Regions from separate parts of the Mus musculus genome. Here regions 2, 3, 4, 5, 6 and 7 are each linked to region 1. A link is a loop called in an ENCODE intact Hi-C map of the cell type or tissue named here. Cell type or tissue: heart. All regions are shown on one strand. Each heading gives the region's core, and the rest is flanking DNA. Links, peaks and the distances in the headings are about the cores only. Region 1 holds the start of Gabrb2 (gamma-aminobutyric acid (GABA) A receptor, subunit beta 2). Region 2 has its middle 54 kb from the start of Gabrg2. Region 3 has its middle 62 kb from the start of Gabra1. Region 4 has its middle 170 kb from the start of Ccng1. Region 5 has its middle 67 kb from the start of Gabrg2. Region 6 has its middle 52 kb from the start of Gabra1. Region 7 has its middle 110 kb from the start of Ccng1.

Region 1 (4,393 bases), core at 394-4,393:
CTTTCATATTCACAGTCCACTCCCCACCCCCACCCCCCCTCGCTCAAAATCCAACGTTTGCTCAGCACTCCTCCCATTGGTTTTTTTTCTCCTCCTCGGACTCTGGTTCCCACTGCTCCCCTCCCCACCCCTAGCGCTCCCACCCCACCCCCACCTCCTCCGCTTGTCCCAGGCAGGGGATTGCTATTCTTAAGGAAATAAAGTTCAACTCCTTGCCCCTTTCAACTGGCTTAGACCGGGAGGAGAAGGGTTTCAGGAACCAATCTTCCTCCCTACACCCTACTCCTATTTTTCTTTTTAATATTTAAGGGGACACACACACACACTCTCTCTCTCTCTCTCTCTCTCCCTCTCTCTAAAATCCCACCACGTCGTGAGGTGCAACTACCTCCTAGAACAGAAACTTACCAGACGCTCTGGTTGCTTTTGTCTTAAAGAAAGAAAGAAAAAAAACCAACGAAGATTTTACTCTGGATGCATTTCTGGGGTAGTAGTTTAATATTATTCAAACATGTACATATTACACATATATATGCTTCTTTTCCTTTTTCCCCTTTAATTTTTTTAAACAAGGAAATCTCGGTCCCCGGCAGCCGCCGCTGCCCCTTTGATGTTTTGGTACGCCGTGCGCATGCGCTCCACATTAGAATTACTGCACTGGGCAGACTAAGTTGGATCTCCTCTCTTCAGTGAATCCCTCAATCCCACCAGAACCTAAAGGGATGTGGAGAGTCCGGAAAAGGGGCTACTTTGGGATTTGGTCATTTCCCTTAATAATCGCCGCTGTCTGTGCTCAGAGGTAAGTGTCCCTTTCCTTTCTCACTTGTCAGGGCTCTGTCTGCATACCTCTCTGTGAGCAGGGCTGTTGAAGATGCCGTGCTGTCTTCTTTATTCATTCCTGGTTATTGTCATTTTTTTCTTTAGTGTCAATGACCCTAGTAATATGTCGCTGGTTAAAGAGACGGTGGACAGACTGTTGAAAGGCTATGACATTCGTCTGAGACCAGATTTTGGAGGTAATGGGATTGCCTTGCAAATAAGAAACAGCCCAGCTCCAGCCCAAGCTGTCTTTTGGGCTTTGTGTGCACTCTCTTTCCTCTCCTTAGTTGTGGGCGCATGTGATGTATAGAATGTTTTCCTATTTTACCTTGCTGAGAAACAGATCCAAACTTAAGCCAGTTTCTGTCCAGCACTTGAGAGGTCTTTCAAGAAGACCCCCTTAGAGTGTGACCAGACTTTGTAACCGCTCTCGTTCTCCTTCACCGTGATACATCTTTGTTCCCAGTCTGAGGTTTCTTGAGATACAAACCTCTTAAGTTTAGTTAACAGTGTGCCCAGCCGGGGATGTCTTATAATGTGAGTATTTTTGAGGACACAGTGTGCAGGCGGTTGGCTGAGAGGTGGCTTCAACTCTCTGTGCCCATCTACTTTAGAAGAGTTCTGGCCATGGTTTAAAGTGGCTCATGTCGGGATTCCACCCAGCCCTATATGCGAATGGCATAGGGGAGAAGGGGTTCTGGGGAATTGAGAATAAAGATAGCAGAGGAAAAAGGGGCATCTCTCCCTGGAGCCCCAGATATGCTAGTGTGGCCATTTAATTTTGCTCAGACTCTTAATGGAATTAAAGAGTTAAAACCTACACACAGAAGTGGGTGGGGAAAAAAAGAGGGGGTTTCAATGCAATCTACACGAATCCCTAGGGCTCTGTGAGTTGTAGGAATTCACATGCTGAGACATCAACATGTGTAGACAGAGCTGGCAACATTGTCTGACCAGCACATGTGTGCATATTCCTAGAAGAGTATCCCCACATTCATACTGCAAAGATATGGGAAAGTAATGAATATATGGATTAGCTCTACAGAGGGGGTTTCTTTAGAGTTCCCAGTGACAACTCTTCGTATGAATGACTAAGTTCTGAGAAGTCACATGGCTGACCATCTTGGTTTGCAGGTCCCCCTGTGGCCGTAGGAATGAACATTGATATTGCCAGCATTGATATGGTTTCTGAGGTCAATATGGTGAGTATTAATGCTCATAGATACGTCTCTATAATGGGGACTGTGTGGGGGCTGTGCAGTTGCTGGGGGGGGTGGAGTATGTTTGAATATGTGTATAATGTGGGGACAGGAGAATAGTATATTGCTCTGGAATTCATGGCATGTGTAATTACAAAACAACTGCTGGTTTTTTGCACTTTTCCCAATTTGGATCCAATACAGAGTGAGTAAAGTATCTCACACATTCACTTGTACAGGCAGCAATATGCTGGAAGGCCCCCTGCAGAAGTGATGGCTCTCACAGCTTCCTGAAAGCCTCAGTTTGTCGAGTTACAGTTCTGTGTTTGGGGCTTAGTCATGGTAAAAGGAGCATTTAAATGTGACTAAATAAATAAATGAATAAATAAAACAACCAAACAAAAACCTACCAGGAAGTCTATCATACAAACTAAACTCTCACAGAGTGACTAAGTAATTAGTTCTGGGGTGTTGATGCCCACTTGTTGCTTTAGGAAATTGATTCCTAGTACTTAATGACATTTGACATCTCTGCCCCTCCCACCACCTTCCATCTCCTTTAACCCCTTCTGCTAATCCACTGAAATCAAATAAAAAACTGGCCAGTCTTTATCCAAAAAGGCAAGATTAATACCAAGTGTACTTTCTTACTGCTCCTGCAACACTAATCATTATGTGTACCAAGCACACACAACTTATTGTCAGCAACACTCAGTCTTTGGACAAAGGATAAGAAGAGAGAGAGGGGTGTGAGAAGAACCTGTGTTCTCCAACAGGGAAGCACTTTTGGGGGGGTATGCTTCATGCAGGAGCGCCCCCTGCTGCCCACGTTGGAGCACTGTGGACATAACATGACAAGGACAAGTGTCCCAGATTCCCCCAGTTAACTCAGGGACATTTCTCCTGTAAATTCTCTCTCTCCCTCTCCCTTTCCCTCTCTTTTCCTCTCCCTCCTTCGCTGTTCCCTTCCCTTCTTCTCTCCCTCCTTCCCTCCCTCCCTCCCTCCATTCCTCCCTGTTTCCCTCCCTCTCTCCTCTCCTCTCCTCTTTTCTTCTTGGCAGTGTATCTAGATCAAGTGAGCCTTAATATTCCAGCAGTCCTTTCAGATCTGATAGCACACAGCCCATTTCATATTGTTCTATGACATCCTCCTGTCTTCCTGTCTTGAGACTGGACAAATAATTAAAGACAGAGATGAAATGTGTAAGCTTTTATACAAACACTTCTAAGCCAGCCATTGGGACATAAAATTTAGGGCATACTAATTAACTCAAGAAATTTGAAGTATTAGGATTTAGCCTGGCTCTCACCTAAATTTAACAGAAGTTCTCATATTCCCAGAATTCAAAGTGGCATCTAGCATATCAGTTACAGATGCTGGGCAATAACAATCTAAAGGCATCATAAGATTCTGAGCATTTTTCAGAGACTCTGGGGGGATCATCAACTAACTTAGCAGTGGTTTAATAACAGAAAGTTTATAATCTAATAACTGGGAATATTTTTATTGTATGATACACAAACACAGAAGAAAGATAACATTGGATGACTTGAATATGTTGAAGTTGTGTCCTAACCTGGGTACCTCTACAATCCCAGGTACTTGGCTCTAAATTGAATTTCTAATGTCAAAGTTAAATAGAAATCAATTAAGGTTTTATATTTTCTACATATGCTTGGTCAGACTTGTATCTCATTTATTATTTTAAATTTTTTGCTCATCTTCTTCCAATAAAGCTTTATTTTACTAACTGCTTTTTAAAGACATCACAAAGTATCTCATAGAAAAATATTTATGAGATAAAGCAATGCTCACAAAATGACTCCAGGTAACTAAAATAGGTTGGAAATGACTTGAGGGTATTATATCCTTACATGGCATAGAGTGTTAAACCTTTTGTTCTCTTCAGAAACTTCAACTGACCTTTTCCCCCTGCATGTACCATTTTGGAGTGGGATCAGAGGTGGACACAATGCCAAGACCTGCTAGTCAAAATATAGATCCAGCTGAGGCAGGGTGTAATCACTTTGAGCTATTTACTGTTGCAGAGAAGTCATGGGATGTCGAAAGTGCAAAAATAAATGTCAGCTTGTAAATGGGACAACAGTGTAGCATTAATGATTTGAAGCAGGTGTGAAAAATTCCAAGCCAGACTCCTTTCTTAGCTTAATGCTGACACCAGTGCATTTGTCCAGCCACACTTTGGGCTTCCAGTCTTACTGACCTAAAATGAATCCTCCAAAACAGTTTTGTAACACATATAACTACTATTTTGTTTCAAAATATGGTTATTCACTTGGAAGCAACAGATGAATCAGGCCCCCATTGGTAACTCACTATGAGGCTTGTATTGTATCTAGTGCAAAGGCCTACC
Region 2 (4,417 bases), core at 124-4,123, 370 kb before region 1:
GGTATTTCACAGCTATTACAGCAATTATGCAACAGTCCTAGGAAATCTGACACTCACATTTCTCTCTCCAAGCTAGAAGAACGAATAACAGTCAAGTAAAACTCCTATAACAACAAGTTAAAAACCATAACTGTCAGGGCTCAAAGTATGTATCATTTCAACATGAAATTTGTGTTAATTTCAGCTCATTAGTTCCCTATGATTAACATAATACCTAATCTAGGTATAAGTATAAGTTCTTAATTTAGTAATTGCCTAAGATACCATGAAGAAAAACTGATTTTACTAAACTGTATTTTTATAACTCCTAATAGAAACCTACAGTTCCAAGTTAATAAGTATTTATTTAGCACTTGTTATGAGCACCATTACTAGTACATGGTAGTTATCGTAGTTATTGTAGCTGTGGCAAACCAATGTAAAGTAGTATGGAGAATGTCTGAAGATTAAGTACACTGATATGGTCCATTCCAGAGAGGCTGTTGTTGAAAGAAGAAAGTTCCAGGAAAAAATATTAGCACTGACTTTTCAAACAAAAGCAAGAAATTTATTTCTTTCTCTCTTATTTTTCAAAAGAGGAAATTCTACATAGTGATATTTAATAACTCTCCAAGGGTGGTGGATATCACAAACACAAATCTGACTCATAATTTTTTTCCATATGGAATGAAAATCTGAGGTTTTTCCATGTATACATAAGAGCCTGAGGAAATGAGCAGATACTTCCAGAAAGCATGCTGGCCTTCACTCTTTACCACCATTGCTCCTTTTATGTTAACTGAAGAGGTTTAACATGTTATTGCTATTAGTTTATGACCCCCACAGTGCCCTGAAAATTGTTTTCTGGTTTGGTGTTTTGCCTCATATTTGTGATTCCAGTATTTATGAAGTAAAACCAGGTAGATGGTTATGATTTTGTGGGCAGCTTCAGCTACATAATCAGATCCTACCTCAAGGCAGAGGGGCAAGGAAGGAGAGAAAAGATGTGATGAGGGCAAAGGAGAAGAGATGAAAGGAGATGAGATAAGAGAAAAGGGGAGGGGACCGGAGGAGAGGGAAGGACAGGGGAGGGGAGGGAAAGAGGGAAGGGAAGGAGGGGAGGGGAGACTGAACTTTGGCACTGCTCCTAAATACTAAGTTAAAGATGCTAGAACTGAGGTAGTGACTCTCTTATGAGAACTTACCTATAGCATGCATCATTTTGGGTCTGATCCCCAGTAGCACACAAATCAAACAGAGCAGTTTATTATTGTGATGCCAATGAGGGGAGATAGAGGAAGGAGGCTCAAAAGTTCAAGATTACCCTTGATTCCATGAGTTTCAGGCCAGTCTAGAATGAGACCCTTCTCTAAATAAATAAATATATGAGCCCATAATCAAAGCAAAGAATCAAAGTCAGAAAAAAAAAAAAAAAAAAAAAAAAAACCACCAAGCCAAGTTCCAGACTCAGCATCCTTTTCTGTATGATGCTGTGTCTGTAAAGGCTAATAACTTAACCTCACTACCTTTCTGAACGTTAAGAAAAGCCCTTGCTACAAAGGCTGAATCCCAGAATCATTTTATGGAGGCACCACACGCTAAACACTGGAATCTAGATCTGACAAGGGAAGACTGAAAGCTCCTCAGATAGAAAGCAGTGCAAGGTCTCTGCAAACTCCCTGGCTCTCCTCACACCTTTTGAGAGTTTCTGATTTCTCTTGAAGCAGGGACATGTTCAAAGGGAGCTAATTGCACACCCATGGCCTTAGTGGGGGGAACTGCTTTTCAGTGCAATTGAATGAGGAGATTAGATTCTACTTGTTTGTCTTTTCTAGCACAGAAGCCTTGCTACAAAGAAGCAAGGAATGGAAAGCCAGCCCTAAGACCAGAGCTGATGGGCGGCTGGAGGAGAAGCACCAGGCCTGCTTTCATCTGGCTTTTTGACACACGTTAACTCTTACTTGTTTCTGTGGCCTTCACACCTCACCAACAAGCCCCAAATGCTAGCTTGCTTTAGCATGAAACCATTGGACCAGAAAATAGGTTATTTGCTTTAAGCAAACCTAGGAAAACCCCTTCTTATCTCTATCTCCCCTTTGTCATTTGCAGTTAAGCAGACAGAAAACAAATTCATTCAATGAAAAAAAAATTGATTAGCTATTGAGGCGATATTGCTATTTTCTTACTCTAAACATCCCTTTCACTTGAAAGAAGATAGGCTAATAATACACTATTTGGCTTATCTCTGCCTCCTATCACATCTGGAGGCAGAGTACCCTCAATTACCAGATTAATTGAGAGCAGAGAGCAGCGTTTTTCTTTACCTTTGTCACTCCACAGGCCAGTGGCTCTCAATCTTCCTAATGTAACCCGTTAATATAGTCTCTCATGTTGCAGTGACCCCCCAAACGTGAAATTATTTTTGTTGCTACATCATAACTGTAATTTTACTGCTTTTGTGGATCATTATATTAATATCGGAGTTCTCTAATGGTCTGAGGTGAGCCCTGTGAAAGGGCTGTTTGACACCCCAAAGAGGTCATGACCCACAGGTTGAAAACCACAGTCCTAGGGTTACATTTTATACAGTAGCCCTGGTCCCATTCCACTATAACCTGAAAAGTGGCGACACATCAATCTAACTCATGAGTGATAGAGTGAGTTGTTCTGTTTGGTTCTAATAGTGCTGTGTAGTGACTCAAGGGCAAGACAGTTTTGAACTTCATCTGGCATTCTCTGCTTCTTGTTTGTCTGTGTTCCTTTTTTATTGGGTACACATGCGGGTGGATGTGAAGATTTGGCCCTCAGAGGCATTGATGTGCCCTTCCAATATGTCCTTCGCAACTTGAGTTGTGGGGATACAGTAGAAGCACCCTTAGCTAATTGACATTAGAGAAGGCTTGTTTTTTGGTGTAAAGACAGATATTAATGCACTATTAACTTTATAAATGTCTTAAGGTAATATTATCCAACAGGATGATTGATCAACGGGGTGCCCGGCAGTGTGTATTGCAGTGCAGTTTCAAGATAGGGTCTGAAAGGGACAAAACAGTCCTGTGAAATTTTGAGGAAAGAGAATTCCAAGCAGTAGAAAGGGTGAATAAAATTGTCTTCAAGCAATAAACAAACAGAAACAAACAGATAAGCTAATTTGACTTGGAATAAAATGACCAATGAGAGAAAATGGAACTCAGTTTTGGCCTCACTGGCTGATATAGTTCCACCCTTGATCACAACTTCAGTTACTAAGAATATATCCTTACTTTCCAGGCCTAGCCATGCTATAAGGACCAAACTTCAACCCATAGAAACCATAAAGTAAGATGCATGTCCACACTGACAGCTCAGGAAGTACAGAGAGACTAAAGTCCTTCACTCTTCCAGGAGCAACACCATTGAAAGACCTCAGAGAAGTCACTGGACATGGATCAGTTGATAAAGTGTTTGGTGAACAATAAAGACCTAAGCCCAATCCTTGGAAACCATACAAAAAAAGGCAAGTGTGGTGGCATGCACTTGGGGTGTGAATTCTGGAAAGATGGACACAGAAGGATCCTTGAGATTTGCTGTCAATCAGATCCAGTCAAATCATTGAGTTCCAGGTTCAGTGAGAGGCCCTGTCTCTAAACAGGTGGAGAGTGATGCAGAGATAACATCAGCCTTTGGTCTCTGCATGCATACACAAGTAAACATGGGCATGTGTGTACACTCACACACACACACACACACACACACACACACACACAGAGAGAGAGAGAGAGAGAGAGAGACAGAGACAAACAGAGAGAGAAAGAGAGAGAGAGAGAGAGAGAGAGAGAGAGAGAGAGAGAGAGAGAGAGAGAGAGAGAGAGAGAGAGACTCAATTGTCTATATCTTGATAGGTACCTAAGATGATAGTACAATATGGTATAGTAAAATAGTAAACAATGTCGTGATTAATCTACATACAGAGATGAATATGTAAGTTTACTTTGACATTTTGCAGTATAGTGCAAAAAGTGAAGTAACTGGAAAATATGTCAAAATACAAGACTAAATAATCAAAACATCCCAGAACAAAAATAGGAAACTCAGTTCCTGACTTCATGCATAGTAATGGCACAAGAACCTGCATGTAGACCAGTTGGGAACAAAGTACAAACATCCTTGTACCCATAGATCCCTTGGAAAACCAGGTACCTTAAGCACACAGCTTTATACTCTTAAAGGAATGGACATAAAATATAATCTTCCTTTTTATCACTCTTTGTTTTTATCACGATTGCTTTGTAATTCAGCTTGAGGTCTGGGATGGTGATTCTCCAAGAAGATCTTTTATTGTTGAGAATTGTTTTTGCTATCCTGGGATTTTGTTTTTCCATAAGAAATTGAGAATTGCTCTTATTGTGTCCTTGAAGTATTATGTTGGAATTTTAATGAGGATTGCATTGAATCTGTA
Region 3 (4,417 bases), core at 316-4,315, 180 kb before region 1:
GTGACTACTTACTAGATGATGTTTTATGACCCTTAGATTTTCTGCTCTGTATAACTTTTTCTGTAACTGAAGATTCCTGAGAAATTCTCCAATGCATAGACAAGCTGAAAGTCTTTCAATGCTAATTAATTTTCCTAATTAATTGCCTAATTACATGGCCAGTCAGCCCTAGATTGTATTTATGAAATAAGAATCATTCAACATTCATGTTATTTTCTATATTCTTTTTCTCTTTCTTGTGGCCTCATGTTTTCTAAAGAGCTATTCCATGTATTTTTTTGAAAGAAAAAAAATATGAAGTTAATATACTCAGACATTTGTAACATTTGTTAAGGTATGTTTGACATGAGAAAATAATCTATCTAATAGTGTTTCCGTATTCACAATGCATATGTGTCATGCACAGTGGAAAAGCTGCTAAAGCAATACAGCAATAGAAGTAATTTCTCAATTCTTCTAATGATTTCACGTGATGTTCCAAGGTCATTTGCAGCAACTGGACAAAGGCTTGCTCATAAGATGCTATCAGCAAGAGGAAATGTCTGGAGTAGTGTGATGAGATTGCTAGTAACTTAAACAGAAAACACATACCTTTTGTGGCCCTTATCTGCAGGGTGAGGGTCAGGGTCTCCCCTCAAATCTCCAGTATGGTGTGCCACTGACAATGTTCCAGAAAGATAAGCACAAAGGTTCTGCTTATTCCTTCAAGAAGCATGGAACTGACATTAATGTGTTGATTGGCGTGGACCCATCAATTTTGACACACAGAAAGGACACTTTAGGGGCAACAAATAGTGGAAAACCACTGGTAACCCTGTGAGCTATGGATGTCTTTATAAGTCATGAATTTCTAAGGCATGTCAACAAGAGAATGAGAAGTGCTTGCACGAAAAATGTAGTCTACTTTATCAACAATATTAGCATGTAATAATGCAGTTAAGTCTTTAATTCATGAGAATTAAAAATTGTGCTGTAAGTACAGCTGTATTTCCTGTGTCTGGACAAAGAGCAATCTGTCCTTTCCCTAAGTCATTCAAAATGACCATCATTATACAAGTACAGAGTAGCTTCCGCTAGACTCTTAAACAGGAACATCAGTTAACCAGATGCGCATTCCTTCATTGTACAGAACATCTGTGACTTCAGTTTACATCTACACACAAAAGTCTTTCAAAATACAGATTCTCATACTCTGCTTTATCTGTTTTCATGGTTATCAGTAGGGTAGATTTTGAACACTATGTTCTGTGTGTAGGAAATTCTAAAATAATAATGCTGTGTGCAATGTTAATTCTTTTGAAAGATTAAAAACCCTCAGTGTGCCTTATATAATGTGATCTATTTATACTCTGTCACTAAGGAGTGTCAGCTGCATTTATGAAGAGAGTGAAGAGAAATCCATTTGTACCCTCTGCCCAATTGATCATTACCTGTTACCCCAAATGACAGATCACTCTGAGCTAGTTATGAGGATGATCCAGATGCAATAAAGTATTTTAAGCTGAAATTCCCAAGAATATGAGCAGAGCAGTTGCAGTAGTAGACTTTTGAAGTCTTTCTCTACTATGAAGTATAATATTATGTTCCATCTGAGTATATTATTCATAACAACAATTACTAAGGGATTATCAGAGTCTCAAAATGCATGTTTTCTACCTTGCTATCGTATACCGGGCCCTTCCTAGTGACTAGTAATACTATGTGATGATTTTAAACAATATGAAATCTCTTTGGCTCTAAAACTATTCTTGAATTGTGGCAAATTAAGGATGAGGGGATAGATTCTAAAACTTTCAAAAACTGCTAAGTGTCTCTTCATTGTGTCTGTTATAGTATCAGGTAAATTAATGCACCAAGTGTTCCTATAGTTTCAGCCAGCCCTATTCTGAGGCTTCTATTAAATTTTAGAGTGTTTTGACTGCATCTCGGTATTTGTTACTTATTTGCTGTTTAGGGTAAAATTTCTTTTGCTTATAAGAGAAGATGATTTGGTGTGGTATTTAGAACACTTAGCCCATGAGTTTCTGAAATCCTCCAGTGCCAGCTATTTTTCATATGTGCACGGGTCTGTTAACCAAGTCCATGATGGAGAAGGGATTTGACTCCTGAGTAGTGGGTCAGTCTTTACACTTTTACAATTGTTTTGTCTTCTCCATTCTCTTCAACCCACATCTTCTGTTTTAGAGATCAGAGCAATGAAAACAAACCACAACTGTATAAATAAGGTGTTTCGAGTTGGTCTTTACTTCAGTGCTTCACAGCCTTTTCCTTCTCTTGAAGTCATGTAAATGCAAAAGAAACACAGATATGTCAAATCTTTATTCTCCTCTACAGAGCTGTAGAAGGAGTGTCAACCTTGGCTCTCTGAAGGGCACTTCAAGGTTTCCAAATCAACCAAGCATCCATTGCACAATAGGACACCATCCAAAGATTGACAGTTAAATCCTTTGAATCTTTTTTTATTAGTTGCTTTATATCACATTAATGGACTTCAGTTTAATTCGGTTTTACTTATTCCTTGCTTGTTTTATTACAGTAAAAAGATGCCACTTATAACCCCACAGATTGCATCCCTTTATATTCCTTTTGTGTAGGCGTCTTTTAATTTTCTGTAAGCCTTACAGTGGGAAGTATAATGAGAAGTGGCCTGCAATTCAAGAAAGGAATACAAAGAGAAAAGTGCTTTGAAGAATGGAAACACAAACAAATGCAGAATAAGCAAGCAAAATAGACTGCTCTAAATATATACTTTTAAATATTAAATTAGATGTAATTGAAAACTCTACAAATTACTAATTTATGGGTTACAGTTGGTTTCTAAGGCACCACCTTTTCAAAATAGCTGAGGCTCAGATGTACAGTTTCCTGTGCACTTTTCTCTGTAGGAATAAAGTATACATTTAAAAATATACTTCACAGAAATAATATAAAATAGGCATAAATAAAATGGTGTCAAATTATTTAAGTCAGAATTGGCTTACCTGACAGCAGAGTGCTTTTAGTAGAGAGCATTTACTTTTATAATAAATATATTCACTTTTTTTAACCATCTGAAAAGTAAGAGATTCATAGAGACGAAAAGATGTCATACTGACTCTAAGCTTCTGCCTTGGTCTTGGGTCACATAGTCATGAGCCTTTGTGACATAAACATTATTTTAACTGCAAGGAGGCCAATAAAGAAATGATGTGAAAAAGGGTGTGAAGAGTCAGGATGTAAAGTATTTGCATAAATCTGCATAAATTCTACATCCAGAAAATTTTCACTCCCCAGACAAATTTAGTTTGACAGACAAGAGCATTTAGATTCTAGTTACAAGTTCTTATGGTAACATTCACTTAGGAGGCTTCTGTCTTATACACTCACATATGTTTTTGCTTCCCTTTTTGTATACACATCACAGTTTGATGCCTTGATTTGGAATGAAGTGTTTATTTCAGTAGTTATTTTCTTCCACATAACTAGTACATTTCACAAAGTCAAAGCCATCATACTCTTCAGAAATGTTTTAAATACAGAGCATACAGTATATGGTCAATAAATATTTTATCAGTCTTGTCAAAGGAAGCAAAAAGAGACATGTTCAATTGTTTTAATGAATGTCTTCTATACAAACACAAATATAAGATGAGCTTTGAAATAGCATCATTCAGAAATATATGACTGAGGAAGGAAAATAAATCAAAGCCATTTGTATGCCATATTTAGAATTCTATTACCATACATGTAACACTATTATAGTCTTGTTCAATGTTTTAGATTGTGGTATGATTTTTTTTTTTTAACAACTTTTTTTTTTTTTTAAGATTTATTTATTTATTATATGTAAGTACACTGTAGCTGTCCTCAGACACTCCAGAAGAGGGCGTCAGATCTTGTTACAGATGGTTGTGAGCCACCATGTGGTTGCTGGGATTTGAACTCTGGACCTTCGGAAGAGCAGTCGGGTGCTCTTACCCACTGAGCCATCTCACCAGCCCTGTGGTATGATTTTTAATTCAGCAAAGGAGAGTAACTTAGTTATGGCTTCTGGAAGTTTCATAACTAACAATTTATATTAAGTTTAACAGAGGTAACATATAGCATGGTTTTTACATCAAACATACATGTTAAAAATAAAGTAAAAAGAGCACAGACCCAGGTGTTCTATATTCTACAAGAGGATATGCATTCACATGTGTCCTTCTGGAGTTCCACAGCATTTTTGAGATGTGAAATGTGAGATTTCTAAAATAATATAAAGGAATCCTGAGAACTTTGTTTACTTGGTGCTTTCTCTGCCCAGCTCCCACATATGTTACTTCAAGATAATCTCTGATTCAATGTAGGTTTCCACCAAACTTTAAAATTCTGGAAAGAAAAAATCTCTGCAGTGTCTAATTGTATGTATGCAAAGTACAAATCTTTTCCTGGGTAT
Region 4 (4,417 bases), core at 251-4,250, 1.5 Mb before region 1:
ATATATATATATGAAATTAGATATTTTCTTTATTTAATGCAGCAGCTCTAATACAGAGAACCGTTTGGTGTTTTCTCTTTTCAACTTATTAAAAAAATAGTGCCTAGAAATGCTGAGTACTTGACCTAGGTTAACCAGCAGGCTGTAGTGAAGCTGGGGTTTGAATGCAGCTGTGTCTCACTTAAGAGCTTGTCTAACACCTTCAGCAGTCTTCCCACTTGCTCTCCAATACGGTGGTCCCCAGCCTTTGTGAAATTGTTCTTAGTTCTTAGAGATCTACCCTAGCATGCCCATGCTGCATTTTCATGCAATATAATGTCTGTTAAATAGAAATACTCAAATATTTATTTTGAATTGGATGTGTCCATGCAGAATTAATAGAAGGCTTGCTGTATAGGGCATAGTTGTAGGTATTAAGAGTTTTGATTTTAGTTCCGCCGACATAACTCTGTGTTCATCTATCTCCCTTATTTTATCTGTTTGTCTGTCTGTCTGTCTGTCTGTCTTCTATCATCCACTCATGGAGTTATTGTAGCCCAGATTTGCCTCAAATTCATGATTCTCCTTCTTCAAGGTTTTGAGTGCTGAGTTTACAGGTGTGTGCCTCCAGGCTGAATTTACTAGATTTACTTGTATTTTGTCTTCTCAACAACAAAGCAAGGGCTCATTAAAGAACCAAACCGTTGGATCACTGTGAAGAATAGAAGATATTTTGTGAATGTTATGAAGCTCAGCCAGAAGAAATTACCCTGAGCTTCAAATATTTACTCCTTTAAAAGAGTCTGTAGATACATAAGGACCATGAAAACTCTGGGTCATAAAAATTGAACTTTATTTGAATTCTTGCTCTCTTAGAGTAGTAATCCCCTCTTTCTTACCAGTTTTGATACAAAAGCCACAGCTCTCATCTAAAAGAGAAAAGCTAGTTTATTTGAAGCCATTCTTAGTGACCACATCCCAGGAACATAGATTTAGGTTGCCAGTTGTCATATTCTAATGGGAAAGGAGTTTTATAGATTCACAGAGCAAAGAAAGACACAAATTCAAACAAGTTTAAAATAAATTGGTGGATATATCAGAGAGGTGGTGAGAGTCAGATGGGGGAAACCTTTTCTATACCCCCAGGATGTTACCTGATAACATTCTTAGTTTTTGGGTCAGTGCACACCAGTAGTACTTTTAGTTAATTAATTCCAAATGTTTCTATTTATTAGTTACAAGATGTTAGTTATGACACAAAGGTGGACAAAAACTGCTAACCCAAGATGTGATAACTAGCTTTTGGATCTTCAACATCCCAAACTCTGTACAGGTTGCAATTCTAATCTCTAATCTCTGTCAACAATTCCAGTAATTTTCGTTCACAGTAGTGAGAGGCACAAAACTCACATTTCTCTATGGCGTCTTTTGTTAGAGGTATGTCTGGGGCCCCAACAAAGGAAAAAAGGAAAAAAAACACTATTATAAGGTGAATAGAAAACTGTAAGTTTTAATGTGTAAGTTTAATTTCCCATTAGGAAGAAAAAAAAATCTCTAAACACATCTAAACATTTTAGTTACTGTTCTCAAGTATAACCCCACAAGATATGTTTAATAGAAAACATGGAGTCATTCATTTTGAGATTAACTAAATAAACTGTTTAATTTAAGTGGGAATTCAATTTGGGGGTTTAATTCTGTGGAATTATGGGACTAATTTTCTGTGTTTTTCTTTTCTTTTTTGTCTGTTGTATTCCATACCAGTGCCTCTTGGAAAATTAATCTTTAACCTTTAAGCAATGCCTTTTAATAGAGCTGAGAATCATTTCCATTTGTCAAGGTAGAATATTTCTTCCAAGAATAATTCCATTCAATATACTTATTGAAACTGTCAAAAAAAAAAAAAAAAAAAAAACAAAACCTACTGGCAGTTTATCAACAGGTATGTTAGGTAAGAAATAACATTTCCTTCACTACAAAACAATAGTAAATATCATAGGAGAAATGGAATGAAAAGCTTATCAGCTAGTGCTGCAGCTAAATAACACAAGAGCAGACAGGAGTCCTGAAGACATGAAAGACCATGAGGTAGTTTAAGCAACCAGTTTACTTGAGTTATTTATAGTCAGTCTTGCACACTTTAAGATTATCTGGCTTACTGTGCATAGTAGATAAGTGTCTGGCCCATATTATTTGTAAAAAACAAAACAAAACCAAAGACTGTAGGATTTGCATTTCGTGAAATAAAACCATTCCAGATCTGTCTCCTTAGAACTCAAAGGAATGGTTTTGAATGGTTCCTTTTCCGTTGCGACTGAAGGTGGAGCCCTTGAGCTGCGTCCCAGAGCTGGCCTCAGCAGGAGGATTTTCATACAAGCTTTTGTAGTTCGCAAAAGGACACGGAGCAATTTAAGCAAGAGGAAAAAAAGGAGTCGCTTTTCATCCAACTTGCTGGCTTGCCACCTCGCATAGCTTGTGGTGGAGCCTAGGTAAATGGAAATTAACGGGATATGATAAACTCGGCCAGGAGCCCCGTTGAGGTTTGGAAGTCGAGCTCTTTCCTTTTCATTATCTTGTAGTTTGGGTTTTAGGAGGGATGATAGAGGGGGAATGTTTTACTTTATCTGTTCTCCCTTGGATTCAAATCTCTACCCAGCCTCAGATTTATCATATGTATAACGAGTGATATCTTTTGCTGTTTTCTGTTATGTTTTAGCATTCTTTAGGTTTAAGGAATAATTAAAGTGTTTTCCACCCAGATCAGCTTCGAAATGGAAAAGACAAGAGGTATCAGAAGAGCAGCTGTACCCAGAAATTCACAAGTTTTACTTCATTTTCATTCCATTTAGAACCCCCTGAAGGTCATGGCCAACAACATTTAGTAATGTATGCACATATTGAAGTGAAGAGGTGGGTTTTGATCCTGTATCAGCTTAACTCCAACTTGTGTGCCATTTCCATTGTAATCAAAGCTTTGCATACATTTGTAAGAAATAACACAGAAAACAGATTTTATTTTATTTTTTTGAGATAAATGCAGAGTCTGAATTAAAAAGCACATTGCATGAATTTTAATTTCATCGAAATGTTATTTTTTGCTTATTGGTATGGCAGAAAAGAGCATGATGTTGCATAACTAACTTCTCCTGGGGAATCTTTCTTTGATTACCTCAGATATAAAAGCTTTGGACCAAACAAACAAACAAACAAACAAACAAACAAGAAGTCAGTTTAAGTCCAGCTTACAAACGTTGGGGTAGCTCTGCCAGTTGCTTTAGTAAATGCCCTTCCCTTAAGTGAGCGAGATTCACATGGACTGTGTTAGAGGAGTTCCCAGAGCAACTTGCAGGCAGCTACCCGAGGAGTTGCAATGGGTACTGCACAGATAGCATCCAGGAGCTGTGCTCTGAGTCCTAGTTGTTAAGGAGTCTCATGAACCTTTCCTCTGCCCAAGAGGGAAGTTTTCAGTGCAGAGAAACAGCTACACAACGACATCATCTTGACAAAACTATTGCTGAAAACGCAGTGTTGGGCTATGTGGGGCTCTCCGCTACATTTCACATTGTTCAGACACGTTCTTGTATTATTTATACTATTATTTCAAATTAATTGGCTTGGTGTTCTTTCTCTTCTTTTGATATAGTTTTTCTGTTTTATTATGTGTATCTTCCCCAATTTGAAAGAATAGAAAGGTTTTCAAATGATTTCTTTAAAAATAATCACACACACACACACACACACACACACACACACACACACACACGGGTGGGGGTGGGGACAGTTGACCCCACTTGTAAAAGTAACTTTTATTTACCAGATGTAATTGTCATCTCGGAGGCTTACTGCTATCAGTATCCATTTAAGTTTACGTAACATCTACTTTTACATACATCTCATCGAAAGGACAGACTGGCTGGCAACTCACTTAACAGTGAGTAGCTGTATCATCTGTAGTACTTATTTTTGTTGAAATCTCATCTTTGAGTATACAAGAGTATCAGCTTCCAAGATTAAATAAGTTTGTTAGTTTATTGGTATTGAGTAAGATCTTGAGAACAATGTAAAATTGTGAGAGCAGACAACCACTGTTTTTTGTTTTCTGTATCATTTTCTAATGTTAAGCCACATCTGTGTTACTGGAGCCTCACCCATTGGTAATTATTTTAATATTTTGCTGGACTAATTTAGCTAATGATTCTTCCTTTCATCACCACAAATGAGACTGTTTAAATTTTCTTTTATTACACTCTAATTTATTTTCATAACAAAATTATTATTGTCTCATAAAATGAAACTTCAAGTTCTTAATCTGTTTCTGGGTTGGGAATTGTTTACAATAAAAAAATGAATGGTACCTTGAAGGTTTGGGTAAATGTGTTTCTGAAACATGGCTGGTGCATGAATTTCTAATTCAATTTTTTAGCAATTAGTTTATTGC
Region 5 (4,417 bases), core at 173-4,172, 360 kb before region 1:
ACATGCTTGTGGCAGGAACATCTCTCTGCCCCTGTGTTTCCTTTACACTGCAAATGTGCCGGTAGCCACACTAACACATGAGTGATGAAAATGCAGACTTCTCTATGAGCATATAGTGCTGATGTGAAATATATGCATTACAGTATAATTAGGTAGGATTATCTGCCTGATGGAAATGGGCAGAATGAACAACAAATTTTGTAGCTATTCCTACTTTATTTCAAAATATTTAAAATATTTAAAATTAGAATATGTATTATAAATAAAAATGCAAAACATTTTAAGTACAAGATGAAACTGTCCAACTTCTTAAAATAATAATTAAGATGTGTAGCACAGCCATATCATTGTCAATAATAACACCGTAAGATACAATATGAGTAATTAAGAATTGTGTTCTGGTTAGTTTGTAGCATAAAATTTTGATGAGAAAAAAAAGATGACAGAAGAGGAAAAATTATGCAATTATCAGAAGAGAAAACATCCAATTAAAATCTATTGTAGCAGAAAGTATTTTAATTAGGATTAAACTATCTACTTTTTTAGGTTAAAATAAATCTCCAATGGTATGGACAAATCTTTTAATACATTCTTTTTCTCATTCACTGCCTTTTAATATTTGTACTTTAGTTTCTCATGTACATTTTATCAAATATCCCTTAGGTGTGTGAAGTATAGATTTCCTACTACCTTGATATTTATCCATCAGGTTTTTAATCTCTATTAACCTATGACATCATTCATTGTATCAAGCAATATTCAGTATTCCTGAATATTACAGTAGTCCATTTGTCAACCTTTCCCATTACTGAGTCCTTGTGTACAACAATCAACTCTACTTATTTTGTTCCTAGTGCCTGATAGAAATACTAGATGGAGAAGAGCCAGTGGCCCTTGGAGGATGTGAAAAGTCACTAAAAACTTGTTTTCAGAGTCAGGGGTGGCAAGGAGTAATACATGGATTGTTATTGAAATTTTATTTCTAGAGACAATTGGAGAATGACTGCATTTGATAGAAGACCATGAATGGTAGATGCATGGTGGTGCCGAGCAAAACACTGAGCATTGGTGGTGACCTAAGGGTGCATTCTAAAGAGAGCAAAGAGATGGCTGGGTTGTAGTGCAGAGTGGGGCCTGTGCACGGAAGTCTTAATACAGAAGGCAAGTTAAAGATTATGGGAGACCAGTCAGAATACTTAGAGAAAACGAAGTTCTAAGGGATGGAGCTGGAAGGAAGGGCAATTTTGAGTCTTACTTAAGCAATTTGGAAAATGCTTAGTAAGAAAGAAATGACCTTGTGAATGATTTAACATAATGGCATATGGGTTTTCAAAAATGATGTCCAGATTTTATTATGGAATTTGCTATACTTGTTGCTTTGATGCTCAAAGATAAGAAGGGAAGAAAGGAATAATACAGACCACATGCATAAACAGTAATCTTCCGCCTGTGCAAACCTGAGGTTATTTTTATATTCAACCTGATTTGTATTCATTTAGGTTCTATATGCACCAAAATGGAACACAGTAGTGAAAAGCTCCTTTCTTCAATTCATTTTTCATTTGATTATTAGAATGTGGAAAAATACATGTGATATGAAGCAAAATTCAGAAATGTTCTGTCAGTTTTCTTACTCAGCAGTATCTTAGTGTGCTCTGCATTGTATTTTTGAGGTGTTATTTTGCTTGGTAAAGGATGTGTCCTTTGAGTGTGTGATTCTCAGCTGCCTGCACTTCGCTCATCATTGCCCGTTCTGTTCATTCATTTTACCTCCATCCTTGCTGGAACTTAATATTCTGCACAGGAAAAACTGAAATATTAGCAAAAGCGAAAAGAACACTAAATGAAAAGAATTAGGTACTTCTTGACACTAAAAAGGAACACCGAAATAAAAAGTATGACTTCCTTAGTTTTTCCTTCATTTTACTATTTGTTTAGTAAAATGGGACACAATTGTGTACATTTTGCATAATAAACATTTGTCCTTTGGGGAAGAGCCTGTCTTCTCCGTTAGAAGCTGTATGATCCTGGTAGATTCTTCATCTAAGTTTTAGTTACATCACTCAACATTTCAAAATGAGTAAGTACTAAAGCTAATTCTTAGAGCTGCTTCAATTACATGTGTATATATCTATTTATTGTCTTACATGAAAATCAGCAGGGCATTATACTGGAGAAACTCTGCTTTGCCTAGTTCCGTCATTACTGCCTTATTTCCTGCCTCTAACCAGAGTCTTTAGCGTCCTCTGTTAGAGCAGTCCATATAAACTAGATTGACAAGGTTTCATTCTTGGTTGTGTAAAACGAGTTCCCAGGAAGAAGCACTAAGCATGCTTCTACAGAGATAAAACATATCCTGAACTGTAAGATACATACTAAAAAACGATTTAAGAAAAAAAATCGACACCATGCTGTGACACAGCGAGAGAAAGGACAGAAAATGTGTGTGTTCTGGCTTTTAAAGTTCAATACACTTTAAAGAGCTGTGTAAATGACTAGCTTGTAGTTTGCCAAGAGAAACCCAGCTAGGCGAAACACTGTCAGAGCTCCCCCTGATGGAGGTAATGAGGAAGGAAGGCAGTTTGGTCCTCAGGTTCTCCTAAAATCTGAATAAAGAGTAAATAGTAAAAGCTTAACAGCTTCACCATTCACAGTCGGTGCAATGGTTCCCAACAAGACAAACTTTTTTTGACACTGGAAAAAATAACTCCAATTATACCATTGAGAAAAGGTGCTGTTTCCCTCTGATGGTAAAGCCACACTTTTAATAGGAACAGAGCTGGAAAAAATAAAATAAAATAAAATAAAGAATGGGACTTAACATAATTGTGGACATTTTTTTCCCAATTCAGTTAGCCTGAGGCAACTGATAAATAAAACATTCTTTTGCAAAGAATAAGAGGATGATATTTTAACTGGTCTGTCAAATTCATTGTGGGCTCATAATCCTATCCAACTTTGGGTATAATGTATCCTACACACCTTTACATGGTGTTCTGTTAGGAAGGGGAGGCTAGCAATTAAGTGAAGATATTGAACAAATAGAGCCATTAGTGTTGGCTGTGAATAGAATGGAATAGCAACATTTTCAGCTTAGATGTCTGATTATTTAGACACATTTGGATCTGTGCTTCTCTTTTGAAGAAGAAAAGTCATCTTGAAATATGTCCTAAAATAAATAGAAGAAAAATAAAAATATTTCCTTGGAATGTTTCTAAATGATTTCTGCTGTAAGATATACATCTTACAGCAAAAGGACACTTTAAAAAGGGAGCATTTGTAGTTTGTGTGTGAAAAAAGAAACAATTTACTCAAACTAGCATACAAATTACTGGGGTTTTTGTAATGTTTAAATATTCAAGGGAAGAAAGTTGGTTCCCAAGAGGAAACCAAAGGAGTACTATAATTTAGGAGACAGGACTTCATCAGGGACTATGGAATGTTGCACAGAGTTAATCCATTTCTTAGCTGTAAGTAACCTTGAAAAGGATTCATTGTCTCATTGGTACTAACTCAGGATGAGGAGGTTTTCCTCAAAGGGAGAAAACAACTACATACACAAAATTGAGACAGTAAGTGTTCTTTTTTTTTTATGAGATACTTTCTTCATTTACATTTGAAATGCTATCCCCAAAGTCCCCTATACCCTCCACCATGCCTGTACCCCAACCCACCCACTCTTGCTTCCTGGTCCTGCAACTCCCCCTGGACTGGGGCATATGATCTTCCGAAGACCAAGGGCCTCTCCTCCAATTGATGGCCTACTAGGCTATCCTCTGCTATATATGTAACTAGGGACACAGGTCTGGGGGTACTGGTTAGTTCATATTATTGTTCCTCCTATAGGGTTGCAGACCCCTTTAGCTCCTTGGGTACTTTCTCTAGCTCCTTCATTTGGGGCCCTGTGTTCCACCCAATAGATGACTGTGAGCACCCACTTCTGTATTTGCCAGGCACTGGCATAAGCCTCACAAGAGAGAGCTTTATCAGGGTCCTGTCAGCAAAATTTTTCTGACATGTGCAATAGTGTCCGGGTTTGGTGGTTGTTTATGGAATGGATCCCTAGGTGGGGCAGTCTCTGGATGGTCCTTCCTTCCATCTCAGCTCCAAACACTGTCTCTGTAACTCCTTCCATGGGTATTTTGTTCCCCACTCTAAAAAGGAAAAAGACCACTTTGGTCTTCCTTCTTCTTGAGTTTCATGTGTTTTGCAAATTGTATCTTGGGTATTCTAAGTTTCTGGACTAATATCCACTTACCAGTGAGTGCATATCATGTGTGTTCTTATGTGATTCGGTTACCTCACTCATAATGATAGCCTCCAGATTCACCTCTTTGACTAAGAATTTCATAAATTCCTTGTTTTTAATAGCTGAGTAGTACTCCATTGTGTAAATGTACCACATTTTCTGTATCCA
Region 6 (4,417 bases), core at 239-4,238, 190 kb before region 1:
TGTGTGTTTTTCTCAGTTGGAGAGCCACTGAATTATGTTTAGCATAGCAGTGATATAATCATTCTTTAGGAATTTTGCCTGCTTTACAGAAACATCACTCATGTGAGCTTCAGCTGCTTAGAGTGCTCCTAGTCTCCCACATTCTCTTACTAATACTCTTAACTGTTTAAAAAATGAAAATGTAACTATGTTTCTCACTTAGCTACTGTAACAGAGTTCCCGAAGTACTGTGAGCAGAGGTAGTAGTCGCCTCTCTCTCTTTCCCAGGGAGCTGCTCAAATCTTATCATTTATAGTAGTGCAGGTTCTCTGGAGTCCCAGGAATCTTCTTTATCTTCTTATCCCTCTGATTTGATGTTGAAAGCCAATAATGACTGGGCAAGTCTTACAAGAGGCTCTTTGTCAGAAGAGGTGGACCTCAACAGGGAATTGTAATCATTTGCGATAGAAATATATGGAAATTTACCTCTAAAGAACACATTCAATTTGGAAAAGGTGCAGCATGTGTTTCAGATGTTGTCAGCATACTAAATGTCTCCAACCTGTTGTCACGGCAACCATTTTAATGTAAACTTGGATCTGTACTGGATATTTAGGGGAGAACTGAGTGATTCCATTAAAGGGTGTGCAGTTTACTCTTGCTTTGTTTTCTGCAACTGGTAGCCAATTGACTCTGACTGTTGTCATCAACTGTCAGCACTGTTGGTCAATTAGCAGAAACCAAGCAAAAGTGAATGCCCCCAGTGTATGTATTTTTTAGTTAAACATCTAGGGAAGTCTCAGTATATATTCTGTGTGCTTGTTAGAGGAAAAAAAGCATCTAAACTCCAAGCCTACTCTATGTTAAATGATCAGAAGTGCTCCAACATAGTTGTCTACCAAATTGAAAGTGGGAACCTTTGACCTTCTCTAGAGTTGACTCATGCCAACATGAGATTAAGACAAGGCCTGGGGTAGCTCCCAAAGAACTTTATTAAGCAGGTATATAAAACATGCAATGGTATCACATTTAATATAGACAGCTGCTAATGCATTTAAAGTTAAAACTTTTTTCTTTTAATTAACATCAAGCATTAACAGATCATTACCTTTAGGATACTGACAACTTTAGGTAGTTAGGATTCAGTTAATTAAAAGTTTACTTCCCTCTATCTTACCACAAAATTGGTCTTCAAATGTGAGAGTTTAAGGAAGAATTATATTACTTTCTTTGCTCTATGACCTCAAATATTTTCATTAAATTACATAATTTTCATCAATTACAGATCACTGTTACTACGTCAAGTGTTATCATCTGTCTTATTTGTTTTATATTAAATACTCATCAGATGGCTATTCCACTCAAATACTATATCAGATCATGGAAAAAATACAAATAAACCAACAGAACAATCAGTTACCTCTTCAGCTCTATATTGTGTACAGATTGCCCAAGAAAGAAAATGCAACCATAGTGAATGTGTAGGATGAAGAAAATATCAATTATCCATATAGTCAGAGGACAGTATGTGTGAGAAGAAAGGACACAAGCTGCAAAGAACATCTGTACCATGGCTGAAGGAGAGACTGTCTTTGGTAAGAGGAATGAAAGAAGAAACCAGCAGAGTGAAGAAGAAGGAAAATGACCTTGAAAATGACAAGAAGTTGGATGAATGCCCATGAAGACTTATAGATGCCAGAGGTTAAGAAGAGATTCATGCCTGTTTATAAAAGTCATGTGGGTAAGCACACCAGACATATTTTGGATAGGTAACATATGCTTTTCATTAGCAGGGAGGCTGTCACTTCCCTTAAAGTAAAAATGCACCAGAAGTTTGCTAGCATGGAAAGGAGGAAAAGGGTATCAGCAAGGTCTGGCATGTTCAGGTGGAATGGCTATAGATGATTGGAGATTATAGAAAATAGTGCAGGAAGCTAAGGAGAAGTAGCATAACAGGTGACCAGTCACAAATATCAATATCTCACGATATCCTCACTTCCTGATGCTTTAGCACATGACTAGGACCTTTCTCTGGTACCAATGCTCTGAGAAAACGATGCAAGTTTTGTAAGGATAATGTTGTGCATTATGTAAAGGATATCCTTGCAATATTGAGATGCTGATTTCTCGGCCCTCATAACTTATTTCAATCAGGACATGGCATTGCAATGCTTATGTCCAGAATCACCTGTCACAACTCTGTGTAAACAATTCTTACCATTTATTCTCTGCCTTGTCAATAAATGCTGATCATCCAATGACTGGGGCAGAAGAGAGAATACATCGGGGCTTCTGCCAGCCAGGGGAAGGAGAGAGAGAGAAAAAGAAAGGAGATCTGCCACAAGGTGGAAGGAAAACACAATACTTGAATGTTCAGCAGAAACAAGGAAAACATAATTTCAAGTATTATTGAGATTTTTGATTGGGTGGTAGCCAGAATAGTTTAGGGGCTAATATAAATCAATAGCCTGCTCAAATATTGAGGTGAAGCTTGAAAATAAATCTTGCACTCTCTCTGTTATTATTGGGAACTAGCTAGGATGAAGAAATACACCCCTAGTATTAATTTACCAAAGACATTTATATTAAAATACCATTTACAGGGCTTGACCTTGAAATAGCAACCTCTTTTCTTTGCTAAAATATACACATTGTAGAAAATGGCACAGGTTTTCATGATTTTATGTCTCTAGTTTGTGACTCCCCAAGTTGACTTATTCACTGCACCCGAAACTGCTAGGTCCTGTACATACGGACAAAGATTCTTGGGGAGAATGTATCTTGACAATACCTACTAGAACAAGCTTATGCAAGCAGATATGAGTATACCTTCCTTCCTCTCAGTTTAGTCTAATAACAGCATCAAAACCAACAAGATAAACTGAAGAAAGATCCACATAAAAAGCACTTTTTTTCCTCTCAAAATCTACACTTACTTTTATCATTTTAGGTTATAGCAGCAGGTGTCCACAAGTCTGCAGGGCATTTTATGATTGATTCTCTAGTTTCTTTACTTCATCTTCATTCTGTGACATGCTTCTAACATTCCATTCCAGTATACCCCCTACCCAAACTAATAAACATCATCAGTTCTCAAGATAGTAGTCCATATCTGATCTTCTGCAGTCTAATATTTACCAATATTATCTCATTTGCTATTTACAGTTTCTTATATTTCTCTCCTTAGCCAATGTAACCAACACAGATAAAAAAAAGAAATATATGTTCCTGGCGGTGGTGGTACATGCCTTTAATCCCAGCACTCAGGAGGCAGAGGCAGGCAGATTTCTGAGTTCAAGGCCAGCCTGCTCTACAAAGTGAGTTCCAGGACAGCCAGGGCTACACAAAGAAACCCTGTTTCAAAAAACAAAAACAAACAAACAAAAAAAAAAACCCCAAACCAAAAACAACAACAACAACAACAACAACGCATTTGCCAGGGAATCTGTAAAGCAGATGAAGCTGACCTCTGTGCATTCTGAGTTTCTGAAACAGAGACTCTTGTTTCACTGCCATGGTTCTTTAGAAACAATGGGTGTTCTCAATGTCTTCTAACAGATCTGTCTTCTGCACATTCTTAAAGCATGTATTGTTCTTAGACTCCCATTTTCACCAAATATTATTTTTACCTTTTATGTGTCACTTGACATGTTTAAATAAAGATTATTATCCATTTGTGTGATTTGAGGATGCAATTTTCATTTGTAGTGTGTGTCTCTTCATGTGTACATGTGTGTGTATATGCATAGGTATGTGTGTGTATAGGTATGTGTGTGTATGTGTGTTCATGTGTGTGCATGTGTGTGTATGCATGTATGTAGGCACGTGTGAAGGTAGGCGTGTGTGTGTGTGTATGTGTGTTTGTGTGTCTCTGTGAAAATAGGGGAATGCCCACAGAATCCAGAAGGTGATGGATCCCAGGGAACTGAAACTACAGGCAGCTGTGAGTCTCCCAGTGTGGGTGCTGAGAACCAAACTGGTTTGATGGAAGAGCAAGAAGAAATCTTAACTTCTAAGCTATCTCTCCAATTGGAATCTCTGTTTTTTTAATCCTTGATTATTACATTTACAAAGTTCCAAATTTATTCATATAGATTTATATTAGGACTATATTGGAATCCCGTATAACAAGAGATCTCAAAGTGACCTGAGCTGGCTGTGTGGTTTCACAGCGTTGCCATCTACTATTATCTATTCTTCTCCCCAGACCTCAGTTCTCTATCACTTCCTAGCGTTCACATCTAATTGGTGATAACCATCACTGACTTTATCTCTTGGCTATCACCAAATCTGTCAGCTGACTTAAAGGATTTCTGCGTTATCAGGATGTCTGTATCTTTCCCTAGATACTTCCAATAACTTCTAATTTACTTCAGCCTTCAGTGCTGTGTCCTCGCTTTCAGTTTCAATTCTATACTATTTGATAGCAAAACACTTC
Region 7 (4,417 bases), core at 99-4,098, 1.6 Mb before region 1:
TACTACCTCCGACCATGGAGAGGGTGTTTTGGGGTGTGCTTTACTCCGGGGATCCAGGATCAGTGCCTTGGGTTAGCCATAAAGGAGAAATCAGCAGTAGTAGATTTATGCTTTGTTTTCAGTACAAATTATAAGCCACTATCTAATCTAAAATTGCAAGGATGGAAACAGGATTACTAATAAAATTACTATAACATCTTATTTATGGATAAAGTGCTCTGGATATATTTCTTACTAAGCTATAAGATCAATCAGATATTTTCATCCCAGGGTATTTTTTATAATTTAATGATAAACACTCTATTCCACTTTAGACACAAACTCTTCAGGAATTACATAGGGGACACTGGAGTCTGAGACAGGAGGTTTGGGAGCTCAAGGCCAGACTGGGCAGCATAGTGATACATGTCTTAAAGACAATAAAGAAAAAAAAAACACATAAATATTTCTATGGAGGATTTCTTGTATTTACTCTGTGATATAGATAGCCAAAGGTAGCCTGGTAGCATACACAGCCTGGATCATAATGCATACAAGGTTTTGCTAAAAAGCAGAGAAAAATGATCCGGTCTTTAGGAGAGAAGTTTCAAGATAGCTATTTACAGCCCAAGTTCAGTCTGTGATGGAAACAGACGCAGATCAACGGCCAAAACATGAGGCCGAGCTTGGGGAATCTTGTGCAAGGGTGACGAAACGATTGAAGGAGCCAGAGGGATCAAGGACACCACAAGAAAACCTACAGAATCAACTAACCTGAGCCCATAGGGGCCCAGAAACTGAACTGTCCACCAGAGAACATGCATGGGACTGACTTAGGCCCTCTACCATGTGTAACAGCTGTACAGTGGGGTCTTCATGTGGGATTCCTAACAACAGGAGCTGGAGCTGTCTCTGACTCTGTTGTCTGTTCACTTTCATTTCCTTTTACAATTCCAGATGGAATATTTTACCCCCATTAAAAGAAATCACTGACATATTTACAAGGTCTTGACTCTATTCCCTTTTGACATCTGTTCCTTTGCCACAGTGTAATTTTCTCCAGTAGCTCCCAAGCAGTCTTGTCTGTATGGGCTGATGTGGAGTGTGTTCAGATCTATCAGTCTCGCCTCTAGGACAAGTATTCTTCTGGCTGCTATGGATACCTACTTGGCAGCCTTCCTCGTTAATTCACATTTGCCTACCCGGGTATATGATCCTATATCACAGGCTGAGGGAAGCCAATGAATGCTTTTGGAGTATAGAATTGTCACTGGATTCGCCATCCCCACTTAAGATCTGAAGATGCAGAAGGGAGTGGCAAAGCTCCTGGTAAAGATGTCCTTATGGATCTGCCTTTTGTCAGTTCCTCAACTCTCGTTTCACACTCTTGTTCGACTGATATTCTCAGAGCACATGTGCTTCAGGAGTTAAATGTCAGAGATACAGTACAGAGCTAAACCCAGTTTCTACTTCCAAATAGCTTATAGTCTGTCATGAAAAAAGACAAGTGCATTATAGCGTGATAAACACTTGGAGCTTTGGCCGTGTGGATTTGTGTGATAAACTTCTCCTGGATTATGACACTGAGATTTTATGGATTGTTACTGTGGCATAGAGCATCTTATCAGAACTGACAGATACCTGGATAGAGACATATTACACTGCTCCAAGTCAGCCCTCAAGCCGTTTCCAAGAAGCACAAGATATCGGAGGCCAGTTGTACTCTGCACACAATTGCTGTAGACCCTGATCTTTCCTTTCTGATGCCTTACCAGGATGGCAGCTCAGGTGCACATTGGTGCAGCTTGTATCCCACTTCCTGGACTCTGTGATTTGGCTGGATTCATCAGATGAGAATTGCTCTGTTTGACGCTCCCTTTGCTTGCTCTTTGTGTTTTGAGATAGGGTCTGGCTTGCGAAGTAATTCTGACTAATCTGGAACTTGCTATATAGACTAGGCTGAGCTTACTTGCAGTGAAGCCTCTGTCCCTGTCTCTCTAGTGCTGGAGTATCAGGAGTGCCATCTGCCCAGCCCCATACTATCTATTCTTACAAGACAAGGAGAAAGCTCTGTTTCTTCCTTCAAGTTCTTGCTAGATGAAAATACATTTGAAAATGCAGTTTTCTTGTTTATCATCTTTCCAGAATCCTGGAACTGTTCGTGGGTTACTCATCATAAGTAGAAGTTTCTGGCAAAGAAGCTACCCCTACAACTGTGCATCTACAAGGTTTGAGAGAAGGAATTATGAGGACCGGAGAGATTTTACTAGAGCAGATTCTTAAAACACAGACCATGCAGTCTGTCTTTTACCAACATCTGCCAGATGGGGGCAGTAGAAGAACATAGCTTGCTTAATTGGAGCCCCACCAACTCAAGTGTGGTACTGTTTTTATTAGGAACAACACCAAGTGTTTTGTGAAATGATTTTTGCATGCATTTCTAGGGATGGGGAATTCTAGAATCTTCTGGAAAGATATAATAGCTTTAAAATGAGTTTTATTACTACTTCTGGAGATTAAAGCAGAATTTCTTTTTTTTTTCTTTTTTTTTTTTTTTTGGCCTTGAAAGTTAAGATAAAAAGATAGTTTGGAGGAAGCTGGGCAACAGAAGTTTAACTCCATAGTGGTCTTTGTCCAACTTCTGCTCTGTCAGTGGTTTGTGCAGAGTTGAAAACTACTATTTTCAGATTTTGGCGTTGTCATCTGGGCCTCCTGACAAGAGGCAGCTCACACTCAGCAATCCTCCAAATAGGATTCTTGAGTCAGCACGGGTTTTGCGTGTTCAAGGGCACTGGTGGCTTGTTTCTTCAGGTTAGCAATCTGGTGAAACACCATCCGGCTCAGCATCCCTCCTAGAGCTGGGGCAGGTCATCCCGTCTCCCCAGACTTCAGCTAGAACTGGAGAAGATAATCCTCAGGTCTTTCCAGGTCTGGGCAGCTCTGCTTCTACAGACTAGAGGTCATTCTCAGCAACTATGGCTAGCCTACTACCACACATGACATTCCCGACACCTCGAGGTGTACGCGAGGGTTTGCACTGTGTATTTCACATCCCTTCCGCTCTGTGATCTATTAGTGGTTAGATGGCAGCCATTTCAGCCTTGTTCCTGGTGAGAAAGCCACTCATTAGTTCATTGGCAGCTCGGGTGGGCCTTCCCGTTGCTTTTGTGAAATGGAATACTGTCACCTGGCTGGACTTAGCAACTGAGGTCATTTCATACTACTCTAGAATTCATTTTCTTGCTTTTCTTTCTTTTTCATTTTTGAGATGGGGTCTTAGTAAGGAACCTTGGCTGACCTGGATCTTGCTACATAGACTAGGATGTCCTGGAGTTGGCAGAATTCCTTTTGCCCCTGCTTTTGAAGTTTACTGACTTAGCAGGCAGAAAAGACTTGATTTCTTGTTCTACTTCCATTCTGCCTCAGGCCAGTAGCACTGGAATTATTAAGTTTTCATTGTAGTTCTCAGGATGTCTTTTGCATCTATCTTGGATGTGCATGCTGGATGGCAATCACAATGGTAACTCACTCTACTGCTTACCTTGGCCTATTGCGTTGTCTAAATCTCCCAGGACCTTCTTCCTGGCTATCAAATGATTACTTATCTTTCAAGTTTTCCCCTCTTGCTTCCCTCTTCTAGCCCTTACTAATCTGTTTTTCTCCTGAGTTTTTTTTTTTATTACATCTATAATCCAGTTTATATGACTTAGTGTGTTGGTTAGTTTTTTTTTTTTTTTTTTTTTGTCAACTTGATGTAAGCTAGAGTCTCACATCTGGGAGAAGGAAATCGCAATGAGAAATCCCCTTCATCCTGTAAATAGGACTGTGGGACATTTTTTTTTTTTTTTTGATGGATGATTGGTATGTGAGGACCTGTATCACTATGGGAGGTGTCACCGCTGGGTGGGTGGGCCTGAGTTGTGGAAGGAAGCTTATTGAACAGTAAGGAGCACTCCTCTCTGGTCTCTGCCTCAGTTTCTGTCTCCAGGTTCTTGCAGTGAGTTTCTGCCCTGACTTCCATTCAGGATCGACTGTATCCAAGATGAAGTAAAGCCTTTGCTCCCATGTGGCTTTAGGTCATGATGTTTATCACGGCATTAAAAGCAAACTAAGTCACTCATCATTGTTTTGTAATTTTTTTTTTTTGGTTTCGAGATAAGTTAGTTTTCTCAATATGCACTACATGGGGAAACTCTCAAGTTCACAGGGTACTTTTTTATTCACTTTAAGCCTCTGCTGTGAAGTGAACAGACCTGACAACCAACTTAGAGAATTTAATAATTTCCTTTTCTCTGTCTTTAAGGACAAAGGTAGGACTTCTGTTTGCTTCACTCTGCTGGAAGCTTGCATAGGGCCGTATGGCACCAGGACAGCTAATCTTCGGGGAGTAGGCTTTCAGGCCAGTATCTGCTTTGCTCCCCTTGGTCCTGTGCAGGAT

What was found. Peaks named below come from ENCODE experiments on the same cell type or tissue, not always from the same donor. Only the 100,000 strongest peaks of a DNase experiment are listed, where the experiment ranks them.
Region 2: it touches region 1 in a loop (2.8-fold over the local background); 2 of 42 quality-filtered maps call a loop at or near these places.
Region 3: a loop joins it to region 1, with 2.3 times the contacts of the local background. A loop is called at or near these places in 2 of 42 quality-filtered maps.
Region 4: a loop joins it to region 1, with 19 times the contacts of the local background. A loop is called at or near these places in 5 of 42 quality-filtered maps.
Region 5: it touches region 1 in a loop (3-fold over the local background); 2 of 42 quality-filtered maps call a loop at or near these places.
Region 6: it touches region 1 in a loop (1.8-fold over the local background); 2 of 42 quality-filtered maps call a loop at or near these places.
Region 7: it touches region 1 in a loop (4-fold over the local background); 8 of 42 quality-filtered maps call a loop at or near these places.

Annotation. Positions count from the first base shown.
Region 1 is chr11:42,420,628-42,425,020 of GRCm38, forward strand. Gabrb2 (gamma-aminobutyric acid (GABA) A receptor, subunit beta 2) reads left to right here and starts at 147. Exons shown (of 9, transcript NM_001362647.2): 1 at 147-799; 2 at 925-1,016; 3 at 1,954-2,021. The coding sequence starts at 723. It overlaps Gm34591 (a long non-coding RNA gene), which reads right to left and starts at 588. Exons shown (of 3, transcript XR_388590.4): 1 at 409-588. In heart, for the core only: a CTCF peak has its summit at 2,841 (motif pointing left); no DNase peak of the experiment used is centred there; H3K4me3 peaks cover 706 bases; H3K27ac peaks cover 289 bases; H3K27me3 peaks cover 459 bases.
Region 2 is chr11:42,052,985-42,057,401 of GRCm38, forward strand. No RefSeq gene overlaps it. Among named protein-coding and RNA genes, the nearest start is that of Gabrg2, 54 kb to the left of the region's middle. In heart, for the core only: no CTCF peak of the experiment used is centred there; no DNase peak of the experiment used is centred there.
Region 3 is chr11:42,242,985-42,247,401 of GRCm38, forward strand. No RefSeq gene overlaps it. Among named protein-coding and RNA genes, the nearest start is that of Gabra1, 62 kb to the left of the region's middle. In heart, for the core only: no CTCF peak of the experiment used is centred there; no DNase peak of the experiment used is centred there.
Region 4 is chr11:40,925,022-40,929,438 of GRCm38, forward strand. No RefSeq gene overlaps it. Among named protein-coding and RNA genes, the nearest start is that of Ccng1, 170 kb to the left of the region's middle. In heart, for the core only: a CTCF peak has its summit at 2,306; no DNase peak of the experiment used is centred there; H3K4me3 peaks cover 375 bases.
Region 5 is chr11:42,065,472-42,069,888 of GRCm38, forward strand. No RefSeq gene overlaps it. Among named protein-coding and RNA genes, the nearest start is that of Gabrg2, 67 kb to the left of the region's middle. In heart, for the core only: a CTCF peak has its summit at 2,564; no DNase peak of the experiment used is centred there.
Region 6 is chr11:42,232,488-42,236,904 of GRCm38, forward strand. No RefSeq gene overlaps it. Among named protein-coding and RNA genes, the nearest start is that of Gabra1, 52 kb to the left of the region's middle. In heart, for the core only: no CTCF peak of the experiment used is centred there; no DNase peak of the experiment used is centred there.
Region 7 is chr11:40,863,588-40,868,004 of GRCm38, forward strand. No RefSeq gene overlaps it. Among named protein-coding and RNA genes, the nearest start is that of Ccng1, 110 kb to the left of the region's middle. In heart, for the core only: a CTCF peak has its summit at 2,297 (motif pointing right); no DNase peak of the experiment used is centred there.